Regions from separate parts of the Homo sapiens genome. Here region 1 is linked to region 2. A link is a contact called in ENCODE Hi-C or POLR2A ChIA-PET data. All regions are on one chromosome and are shown on one strand. The core of a region is the stretch at or near the end of the contact, and the rest is flanking DNA. Distances in the headings are between cores, read along the strand shown. Region 1 holds the start of LINC01290 (long intergenic non-protein coding RNA 1290). Region 2 overlaps TEKT5 (tektin 5).

The links. Hi-C counts contacts between places; a loop is a spot of excess contacts on that map. ChIA-PET counts read pairs that join two places held with the same protein, here RNA polymerase II (POLR2A). Pooled maps may share reads with other maps.
Region 1: a loop to region 2 is called in a map of CD14-positive monocyte, with 2.3 times the contacts of the local background. The contact joins the promoter of LINC01290 here to the enhancer-like site in region 2. A Hi-C loop is called at or near these places in 2 of 168 maps with a recorded cell type or tissue (CD14-positive monocyte and mammary epithelial cell) and 4 of 50 pooled maps. POLR2A ChIA-PET finds 5 or more read pairs at or near these places in 3 of 52 experiments (AG04449, Panc1 and activated T-cell).

Annotation. Positions count from the first base shown.
Region 1 is chr16:10,525,478-10,530,867 of GRCh38, reverse strand. LINC01290 (long intergenic non-protein coding RNA 1290) reads left to right here and starts at 2,670. Exons shown (of 2, transcript NR_149081.1): 1 at 2,670-2,776. EMP2 (epithelial membrane protein 2) reads left to right here. Exons shown (of 5, transcript NM_001424.6): 5 at 1-2,446.
Region 2 is chr16:10,645,111-10,649,856 of GRCh38, reverse strand. The region is part of intron 5 of TEKT5 (tektin 5); the gene reads left to right. Among named protein-coding and RNA genes, the nearest start is that of TEKT5, 47 kb to the left of the region's middle. Within about 2 kb of position 3,054, at least 4 of the 41 ENCODE cell types and tissues checked have a DNase peak (open chromatin) inside an H3K27ac peak, as active enhancers do.

The sequences.
Region 1 (5,390 bases), core at 1,421-3,920, 120 kb after region 2:
AGTTCGTGCAGATGACAGTTATTGGGCAGTACCTGTCTGTGTAACACCCAGAAAACATGTCTGTGGAGGGGCCCATGGTCCCGACAGTAAATGCGGTGAGAGGGTCCCATAGAGCTGGAGTTTTCAAGCTTTAGGGGTTCCCGTGCTGCTTGGGACAGGCTGATTCAGAGGGTCTGGGTGAATGATTTCCAGGTGATTTTAAGACTGTGCTGAGAAATAGGGCTTTTGGGGCCTTGTCCTTCAGGATCAAAGCATGATGCTGTGTGGCAATGCAGACCACCCAGGAACCATCCCAGGAGATAAGCTCTTTGCACCTCATTGTCTTTTTCTGCTTATGTTGGAGCAGGATGCTGGGGGCTGTCCTGGGATGGGGTGTGGGACCTCGTGCTATTTAAATACTTTTGCACTTGACCTTCTGCTGAGTGGAGTGGTGGTTTGCCATCAGCTCAGTTCCAGTGGAGCTGAAGAGACATCTGGTTTGAGTAGTTTTAGGGCCACCATGGATATCTCTTCAATGCAGGATTGGCTCTTTCCATCTGCTCTTTCATTCATTTGTTTTTGACAGATAGTATTAAATGTTTACCATGTTCCAGGCACTGTGTGAGGCTCTGAAAATACAGGGGTGAGCAAATCCAGATATCCTCCCTGCCATCATGAAGTTTGGAGTCTATGAGATAGGACCCCCTCCCTATGGAGAAGCCACCAATGCAGTACAGGGTGACCTGGGGCCAGAGACAGGACAAATGTCACCTCCTGCCTCCATGAGATACTCTCACTAGTCATATTGTGGGCAAGAATGTGGCTTACACCCCTAGGGTTAACAGGATGCTACCCAAGCTCATGGAGGAAGTTGAATCTTAAGTTCCCTTGAAACTTTCTACCTTGGTGGCTTTTCTATAATTTTCTTTTTTCTTTTTCTTTTTTTTTTTTTTTTTTGAGACTGAGTTTTGCTCTTGTTGCCCAGGCTGGAGTGCAGTGGCACCATCTTGGCTCACCGCAACCTCTGCCTCCTGGGTTCAAGTGATTCTCCTGCCTCAGCCTCCCGAGTAGCTGGGATTACAGGCATGTCCCACCATGCCCAGCTAATTTTTGTATTTTTAGTAGAGATGGGGTTTCTCCATGTTGGTCAGGCTGGTTTCGAACTCCCAACCTCAGGTGATCCGCCCACCTCAGCCTTCCAAAGTGCTGGGATTACAGGCATGAGCCACTGCGTCTGGCCTTCTATAATTTTCTGGTAGTCACGATGGAAACAAACAAAACACCTTAGAACCAGAGATCGACCCCCTCAAGCAATACATCAATTCCCTTCACAAGAAACGTCGGGGCTACATGAGTATCTGTGTTGAATGCGGTCTGAAATGATCCTATGGATTTTCCCGGCTGGTTGCCACTGCTGTACAACATTCAGTGCCCACATCCACCTGTGCCATTAAGCTTTTTTGAGACATGAGAGATGCCTCTTCCCTGCTGTATGACATGCATTTGGGAAGTTGGAAAGAAATGACAAAATCAGGGAGAAAACATCCAAGCTTCTTACCTGTAGATAGAATCAGCCCTCACTTGGTGCTTATTACCAGTTATTCAAGAACAATAACAACAACAAAATTAGTAGACATCCAAGAAGCACATATTAGGACCAAAGATAGCATCAACTGTATTTGAAGGAACTGTAGTTTGCGCATTTTATGACATTTTTATAAAGTACTGTAATTCTTTCATTGAGGGGCTATGTGATGGAGACAGACTAACTCATTTTGTTATTTGCATTAAAATTATTTTGGGTCTCTGTTCAAATGAGTTTGGAGAATGCTTGACTTGTTGGTCTGTGTGAATGTGTATATATATATACCTGAATACAGGAACATCGGAGACCTATTCACTCCCACACACTCTGCTATAGTTTGCGTGCTTTTGTGGACACCCCTCATGAACAGGCTGGCGCTCTAGGACGCTCTGTGTTCACTGATGATGAAGAAACCTAGAACTCCAAGCCTGTTTGTAAACACACTAAACACAGTGGCCTAGATAGAAACTGTATCGTAGTTTAAAATCTGCCTCGCGGGATGTTACTAAACTCGCTAATAGTTTAAAGGTTACTTACAATAGAGCAAGTTGGACAATTTTGTGGTGTTGGGGAAATGTTAGGGCAAGGCCTAGAGGTTCATTTTGAATCTTGGTTTGTGACTTTAGGGTAGTTAGAAACTTTCTACTTAATGTACCTTTAAAATAGTCCATTTTCTATGTTTTGTATAATCTGAAACTGTACATGGAAAATAAAGTTTAAAACCAGATTGCCCAGAGCAAGACTCTAATGTTCCCAACGGTGATGACATCTAGGGCAGAATGCTGCCATTTTGAGGGGCAGGGGGTCAGCTGATTTCTCATCAAGATAATAATGTATGGTTTTTACACTAAGCAACTGATAAATGGACAATTTATCACTGGACAATCTCCCTCTGCTTCTTTAATGGGGCCAGCTTTGCAGCCCTGCAGCCTGGGTAGTCGCACACATTTCCATGCATCCAAGGCCCCCATGCTTGGGAGAATGATCTGCTAGTGCCATTTTAAATTATTTTATATGTATTTCTTGTAGAGACAGAGTCTCGCTGTGTTGCCTACACTGGTCTAGAACTCCTGGCCTCAAGCGATCCTCCTGCCTCGGCCTGCCAAACTGCTGGAATTGCAGGTGTGAGCCACTCACTGTGTCCGGCATAAAGTAGAACATTCTTACAAGAAATAAATATTTCGTAGTCATGGAGAAGAACGCTCCTAAAATGTATGTATCCGTTCATTCATCCATCCATTCATTCATTCTTTTATGGGGCGGGGGGTCTGTTGCTTATGCTGGTTTTGAACTCCTGGGCTCATGTGATCCTCCCACCTTGGCTCCCAAAAGCATTGAGATTGCAGGTGGGAGCCACTGCGCCCGGCTTTAAAGTTCTTCGTATTTGAACAAGCAGCCCCATATTTTCACTTCTCAGGGATCCCCACAAATGACTGATCCTGTTTGTTTTTTAACCTTCCTGTTCATTGTTACTAGATCATGTTCTTTCATTTCATTTGTATTTAATAAAGACCTCTGCTTTAAAGGATGAGGTCATGATGGAATGAGACTATCTTCTACCACATATTCTGCTGAAAACTGAAAAATTCAGACAGAGAAGGAGAGAGAGAGAGACAGACAGATCCCTTTAGCTTCTATCTAAGGAATGCCAAAGGTAGCAAAAGCTATCTTTGTATCTTGAGAACACTCATTTCCATACTGTCACACAGGGTTTACAAACTAAAATCTTCAGAGGCTACTGTCTGCCTTCTTTGTGTTTCTAGATTGGATTTTTTTTTTTGTCCATATGGCTGGGGGATGGTGATCACCCCAGAACACTCAATTTCATATTTCTTCCATTCAGGAAATCAGCCTCTCATTCATTCATTCACCAAATATTTGCGTAGCTGTAATGGTACAAGCATTGTGCTAGGTGTTATGGTGACATCCTGTGCCTTTGTCTCCATTACATACTATGAACTTTTGGAAGGACATGATTGAACCTTTACCACCCATTACCAGGCCATAAGGAGCCCCAGCTGGACACAACTGAGATCACAACACATCACCCATCGCCCTGGAGTGGGAGCCGCCTTAATGAACTCAGTCCCTGCCTTGATCTAGATAATATTAGTCTCAGTTTCAAGTTTCCAGGGCTAGATTCTGATGGGTCTGTCTTGGGTAACACACTCACTCATCATTGCCCCAGTACTTGGCTGGAGTCAGGAGTGAGATCAAATTATGCAAACATGCGGGTCGCGGTGCAGTGGCTGATGCCTGTAATCCCAGCACTTTGGGAAGTGAAGGCGGAAGGATCACTTGATGCCAGGAGTCTGAGATCAGCCTGGGCAGCACAGCGAGACCCCATCTCTATAAAAACTACAAAATTAGCTAGGCATGGTGGTGTGCTCCTGTAGTCCCAGCTTCTCAGGAGGCTGAGGTGGAGAATCGCTTGAGCTTGGGAGGTCCAGGCCGCAGTGAGCTGTGATGACGCCGCTGCACTCTAGCCTGGTGACAGAAACTCTGCTTCAAGAAATAAAAATTCTTGTACATTCGTGAAACGAACTAACCCCTTCCCAAGAGGGATCTAACCTGAGGTCTCAACCGGCTTCCACTTCCAGCTCCCACTCCAGGGCGATGGGTGATGTGCTGCATCTCAGTCGGGTCCAGTTGGGGCTCCTTATGGCCTGGTAATGGGTGGCTAAAGGTTCAATCATGTCCTCTCAAAAGCCCCTAGTATGTAATGGAGACAAAGGCACAGGATGTCACCATGAATTGTCCCCTTGGAAAAGGGACAGGCAGAGAACCAATGTCCAGCGGCCACAGGTTCATTATTGGTCACAAATAGCAGGAAGCCCCTTCCCTGGCGGGAGGGAGATTGGTGGCTGCTCAATCCGTTGCTCTTGGTCCTGCTTAGTGGAACCATCTCCCTCATCCACTGTCCCCTGTGGTCAGATTTAAGATGGGTAGTGTGGAGCAGGCCCTTTCTTTCTTTCTTTCTTTCTTTTTTTTGAGACGGAGTCTCACTGTCTCCCAGGCTGGAGTGCAGTGCCGCGATCTCGGCTCACTGCAAGCTCCGCCCCCCCGGGTTCACGCCATTCTCCTGCCTCAGCCTCCCGAGTAGCTGGGACTACAGGCGGCCGCCACCACGCCTGGCTAATTTTTTTTTTTTTTGTATTTTTAGTGGAGATGGTGTTTCAACGTGTTCGCCAGGATGGTCTTGATCTCCTGACCTCGTGATCCGCCCGCCTCTGCCTCCCAAAGTGCTAGGATTACAGGCGTGAGCCACCGCGCCCGGCCAAATGAAGCGTCCATTGACCGGGAACTTTCTTTCTTCCTCTGGGTGTGAGGCCTAGTGTCTCAGAGGTAATTTTCAGCGTTGTATAGTTACAGGCTCTTCTCAGTCACAGATGGGGTTCCTTTGGCCATGCAAGATCTTGTCTCGACCCAATTTCTTCAAGTTTTTTTTTCAAAGCACAAAACATTTATTATCACAGAGATTTTGACAGTCAGGAATCCAGTAGTGGCTTATCTAGGTAGTTCTGCCTATGGCTTTTATGTGATGGGCCTAATAATTTGAGCCTCAGAATTCCTGGCCCCATGCCTCTGAGCTTTACTGCAGCCTTGAGGCAATACCTGCAAAGCCCTTCTAATCTGAGCTATCTCTCTATGCCTGTCCCTCTGTCTGATGAAAAATGCTAAAGGATCTAACATATCTTTTGCTGGAATCCCATACATCTTATCTTCTGCTTAGCTTTTTGCCGCCACACTATTGATCCTTCATTTATAGCAGGGCTTAGCAGATTATTTGCTTTTATATGGTTTACAAGCTGAGAATTTGTGTTCT
Region 2 (4,746 bases), core at 1,805-4,304:
TATCTACGTACCAAGCGCAGGAATGCCATGTTCTCAATTTTACCATATTCGTGTGCCACCTGGACCATTACTGATTTTGTATTTCTATTTAAACTGAGTCACCTAAAAATTTCAAAAAATAGGCCGAGTGCAGTGGCTCATACTTGTAATCCCGGCACTTTAGGAGGCCAGTGTGGGAGGATCACTTGAGGCCCAGAGTTCAAGACTAGCCTGGGCAACTTGGGGAGACCCAGTCTCTACAAAAAAATACAAAAACTAGCCAAGCATGGTGGTGTACGTCTGTAGTCCTAGCTACTCAGGAGGCTGAGGTGGGAGGATCACTTGAGGCCTGGAAGGTCGAGGCTGCAGTGAGGAGAAATTGAGCCACTGCACTCCAGCCTGGGTGACAGAGAACCTGTGTTAAAAAGAAAAAGAAAATTAAAAAAATAATAATTTAAAAGAGACACAGCGGAGTGCATTGGTTCATGCCTATAATCCCAGAACTTTGGGAGGCTGAGGCAGGAGGATGGCTTGAGGCTAGGAGTTCAAGACCAGCCTGGGCAACATAGCAAGACCCCATCTCTACAAAAAATTAGCCAGGCATGGTGGCACACACTTGTAATGCCAGCTACATAGGAGACTGGGTTGGGAACATCACCTGAGCCCAGGAGTTCTAGGCTGCAGTGAGATATGATAGTGCCACTGCACTCCAGCCTAGGCAACATAGTGAGATCCAATTTCTACAAACAAAATAAAAATAAATAGCCAGGTATGGTGGCATGCACCTGTAGTACCAGTTACTCAGGTGGCTGAGGCAGAAGGATCACTTGAGCCCGGGAGTTTAAGGTTGCAGTGAGCCATGATCATGCCATTGCACTCCAGCCTGGGCAACAGAGAGAGAACTTGTCTCTAAAAATAAAATTAAAAATGAAAATAAAAGAGAAACTTCAGGTCTCTTCAATAAATGCAAAACCATCAGCACTTGCTGTAAGCAGAGGGTAGCTAGAAAATAAATATAAGGGAAGCAGAGCCAACCATTCAAATGCAGTCTGAGCCTGTGGCCTGCAGAAACTGCTCAATGCTGAAGCTGCTCTTTGTGAACCATGCAAGATGGCCAAGGGCTAGAGAGACAAAGATAGGCTGGCACCACGTGGGGCCTCATGCCTGGAAATGGTCAGCAGGTTTGAAAGAGAATTGACAAGGAGGTAACTGTCTCATTTCTCTTATCTAAAAACCAGGGGATGCAGGCAGGGCGTGGTGGCTCATGCCTGTAATCCCAGCACTTTGGGAGGCCGAGATAGGCGGATCACTCGAGGCCGGGAGTTCGAGACCAGCCTGGCCAACATGGCAAAACCCTGTCTCTACTAACAAAAATAAATAAATAAATACAAAAATCAGCCAGATGTGGTAGCACATGCCTGTGTCCCAGCTACTCAGGAGGCTGAGGCAGGAGAATCACTTGACCCTGGGAGGCGGAGGTTGCAGTGAGCCGAGATCACTCCACTGCATTCCAGCCTGGGTAACACAGCAAGACTCTGTCTCAAAAAAAAAAATGATAAATAAAAATAAAAGCCAGGGAATGTTGCTAGAACCTTCTGCATAGGATTGGTTTGGTTCTATAATGAGATGATTCATGTAAGAGTCTTGGCGCAGGACCTGGCCTGGAGTAAACTCTTGATAAATGGTTGTGTGTGCCTGTGCCCTTGTTCCTCTGCTTACACAGGAATTCCAGGAGAACTGACATGGTGCCTTTTTTTGTGGCCCTGTCCCCCACCCATGTGCTGTACATCAAAGGCATTTAATAAATATTTTTAACAGGAGGTGGGAGGGACTTGAGTTCTGTGATGCTGACAGTGACCATTTGTCTCACTTGTAGCCAGTACTCGTATGTGCTCAACAAGTGATTGTTGTGTAAAAAAGCAAACAACAGAGTGTAAAGTCCAGCAGAATGTCCACTCCACAAGGACAGGGTTTTCCAGCTGTTGTGGTTACTCGGATCCACTGCCTAGAACAGTGCTTGGCACTAAGTAGGTGCTCAACGAACATTTGTTGCACTGACATATGAATCAATGACTCTGTGGATGAATGAATGAATGAAGAAAAGATTGAGCTTATGAATGAGTATTAGCTCTTCCTTTCCCAGACCCAGGAGACAGGCCTTTTGTAAAGTTTCAGGTCCCCATCACAGGCTGACTGAGCCCTAAGCATGGTGACCAGGAAATGGAGAAAGTGAACAAAGAAAGAGACAAGGTGGGCTCAGGTCTCTGGCCTGAGGCATCTCTAGATTTCCCTAGCAACAGCACCTACTGGTGGAGGGGAGCATCCTGGGAGCTGCCCTGGATGGGCTCAGGGTGGGGCCAGGAAGGCGCGTACCACAGGTGGCTGCTGCTTTTTTTTTTTTTTTTTGAGACAGGGTCCCACTCTGTCACCCAGGCTGGGGTGCAGTGGCGTCATCACAGCTCACTGCAGCCTCGACATCCCAGGCTTAAGCGATCCTCCTGCCTCAGCCTCCTGAGTAGCTGGGACCGCCGGTGTGCACCACCACGCCCGGCTTATTTTTTTTTAAATTTTTTGTAGAGACAGGGTCTCACCATGCTACCCAAGCTGGTCGAATTCCTGGACTCAAGCAATCTGCCTGCCTCAGCCTCCCAAAGTGCTGGGACCACAGTTGTCAGCCACCGCGCCCAGCCCACTGGCAGCTTCTTATCACCCGCTGAACCCTCAGTAATGTCCCGTCCACCCCAGCAATAGGCTCTTCAAGTAGGGACGCCTAGATGGTAGGGGCTGTTTTCCATGACAGGGCAAACACTGGGCAAAGTGGCACCAAGGAGCATTTTTCATCTATATAAGGCTTTATTTTCTTCTGCGCTGGGCTGAAGTGGTGCATTCTAAGGGTTGTACATCCCACCCACTGCCCCCACAAAGGGGAGGTTTCTGAAGAAAATCCCCAGGGCTTCCAAGAGAGGTGTTGCCGCATTGAGTGTTTATATGCCACTCACATTCTGGGCACAGAACATTCTTATGGGATAATGTTTAACCAGCGTGTGGGCTGAGTTGCTGTGGCTCACAGAGGACCAGGTGAAGGGCTGGCCTCCTTCCTAGGTGGGCTCTGGAGGAGGCTGGGCCTCCTTGCCCTCCCATAACCCAGCTTCTCGTCTTGACTCCACCAGTAGGAAACAGGCATCCTTTTGTCCTCTTTAGGGAGCAAACTGCTATCTATTTTTCCTGGATTTTTTCTTAAGCTAATACAGAAGCCAGGACTTTGATTCTTTGAAAAAAAAAATTCTGTTTTAAGCAATTTCTTGGTGCCCATAGGTTATGGGCCCAACCTCATTCAGTCATTCCTTGCATATTAAGATGTGTGAATGTTTTACAGCTTATGAGAAAGGAAAAAAAGCAAAGTGACTGTAAAATCCTTGAAGGCAGGGACTGGGTGTTATACTTGCAATCCCACCTCATTCAGGAGCAATTTACTGTGTAATCAGTTTTCCCCTATCTTAAAATCCGAGATGGGCAGGATTCTATAATTTGTAGGGCAGGTTGTTCCCAAATTTGAGTGTGCACAAGAGTCACTGGGGGGAAGCTGGTTAAAAATCTAGATTTCCAGATCCCACTGTGATTCATTCATTCAATTGATGTTTATTGAGCTACTACCATAAGTAGGGTTTCCAGATTTAGCAAAGACAAATACAGGATGTCCATTTAAACTTGAATGTCAGATCAACAAATTTTTTTTTTTTTTTGAGACAGAGTCTTACTCTGTTGGCCAGGCTAGAATGCAGTACAGTGTTGTGATCATAGCTGAGTGCGACCTCGACCTTCTGGGCTCAAGCAATCCTTCCTCAGCCTCCCAAGTAGCTGGGATTACAGATGTGCACTATATGCCTGGCCAGTTTTTCTTTTTTTTCTGTAGAGATGGGGTCTCACTATATTGCCCAGGCTGGTCTCAAACTCCTTGGCTCAAGCGATCCTCCCACCTCAGTGCCCCGCAAAGTGCTGGAATTACAGGCACTAAGACACTATGGCCAGCCAACAAATTATTATATTTTTTAAATTTTATTTAGTTTTTGAGACAGAGTTTCACTCTTGTTGCCCAGTCTTGCAGTCCAGTGCAATGGTGTGATCTTGGCTCCCTGCAACCTCCGCCTCCCAGGTTCAAGCGATTTTCCTGTCTCAGCCTCCCAGTAGCTGGAATTACAGGTGCTTGCCACCATGTCTGGCCAATTTTTGTATTTTTAGCAGAGATGGGATTTTACCATGTTGGCCAGGCTGGTTTTGAACTCCTCTCCTCAGGTGATCTGCCTGCTTTGGCCTCCCAAAGTGCTGGGATTACAGGCGTGAGCCACTGTGCCTGGCCAAATTATTATTATATAGGATCTTGCTCTGCTGCCCAGGCTGGAGTGCAGTGGTGCATCACGGCTCACTGCAGCCTTCACCTCCTGGGGTCAGGCAGTCCTCCCACCTCAGCCTCCTGAGTAGCTGGGACCACAGGTGCAAACCACCACACCTGACTAATTTTTTTGTATTTTTTGTAGAGATGGGTTTTCACTATGTTGCCCAGGCTGGTCTCGAACTCCTGGGCTCAAGCAATCCTCCCACCTCAGCCTCTCAAAGTGTTTAGGATTATAGGTGTGAGCCATTGTGCCTGACCTACAAATCATGTTTTAACATCAGTATGTCTCATGCAATAACTGGGGGGGCTTGCCTCCTTGCATTCATGCTACTATAACCAAGTACCACCATAGGCTAGGTGGTTTGTAAACATCA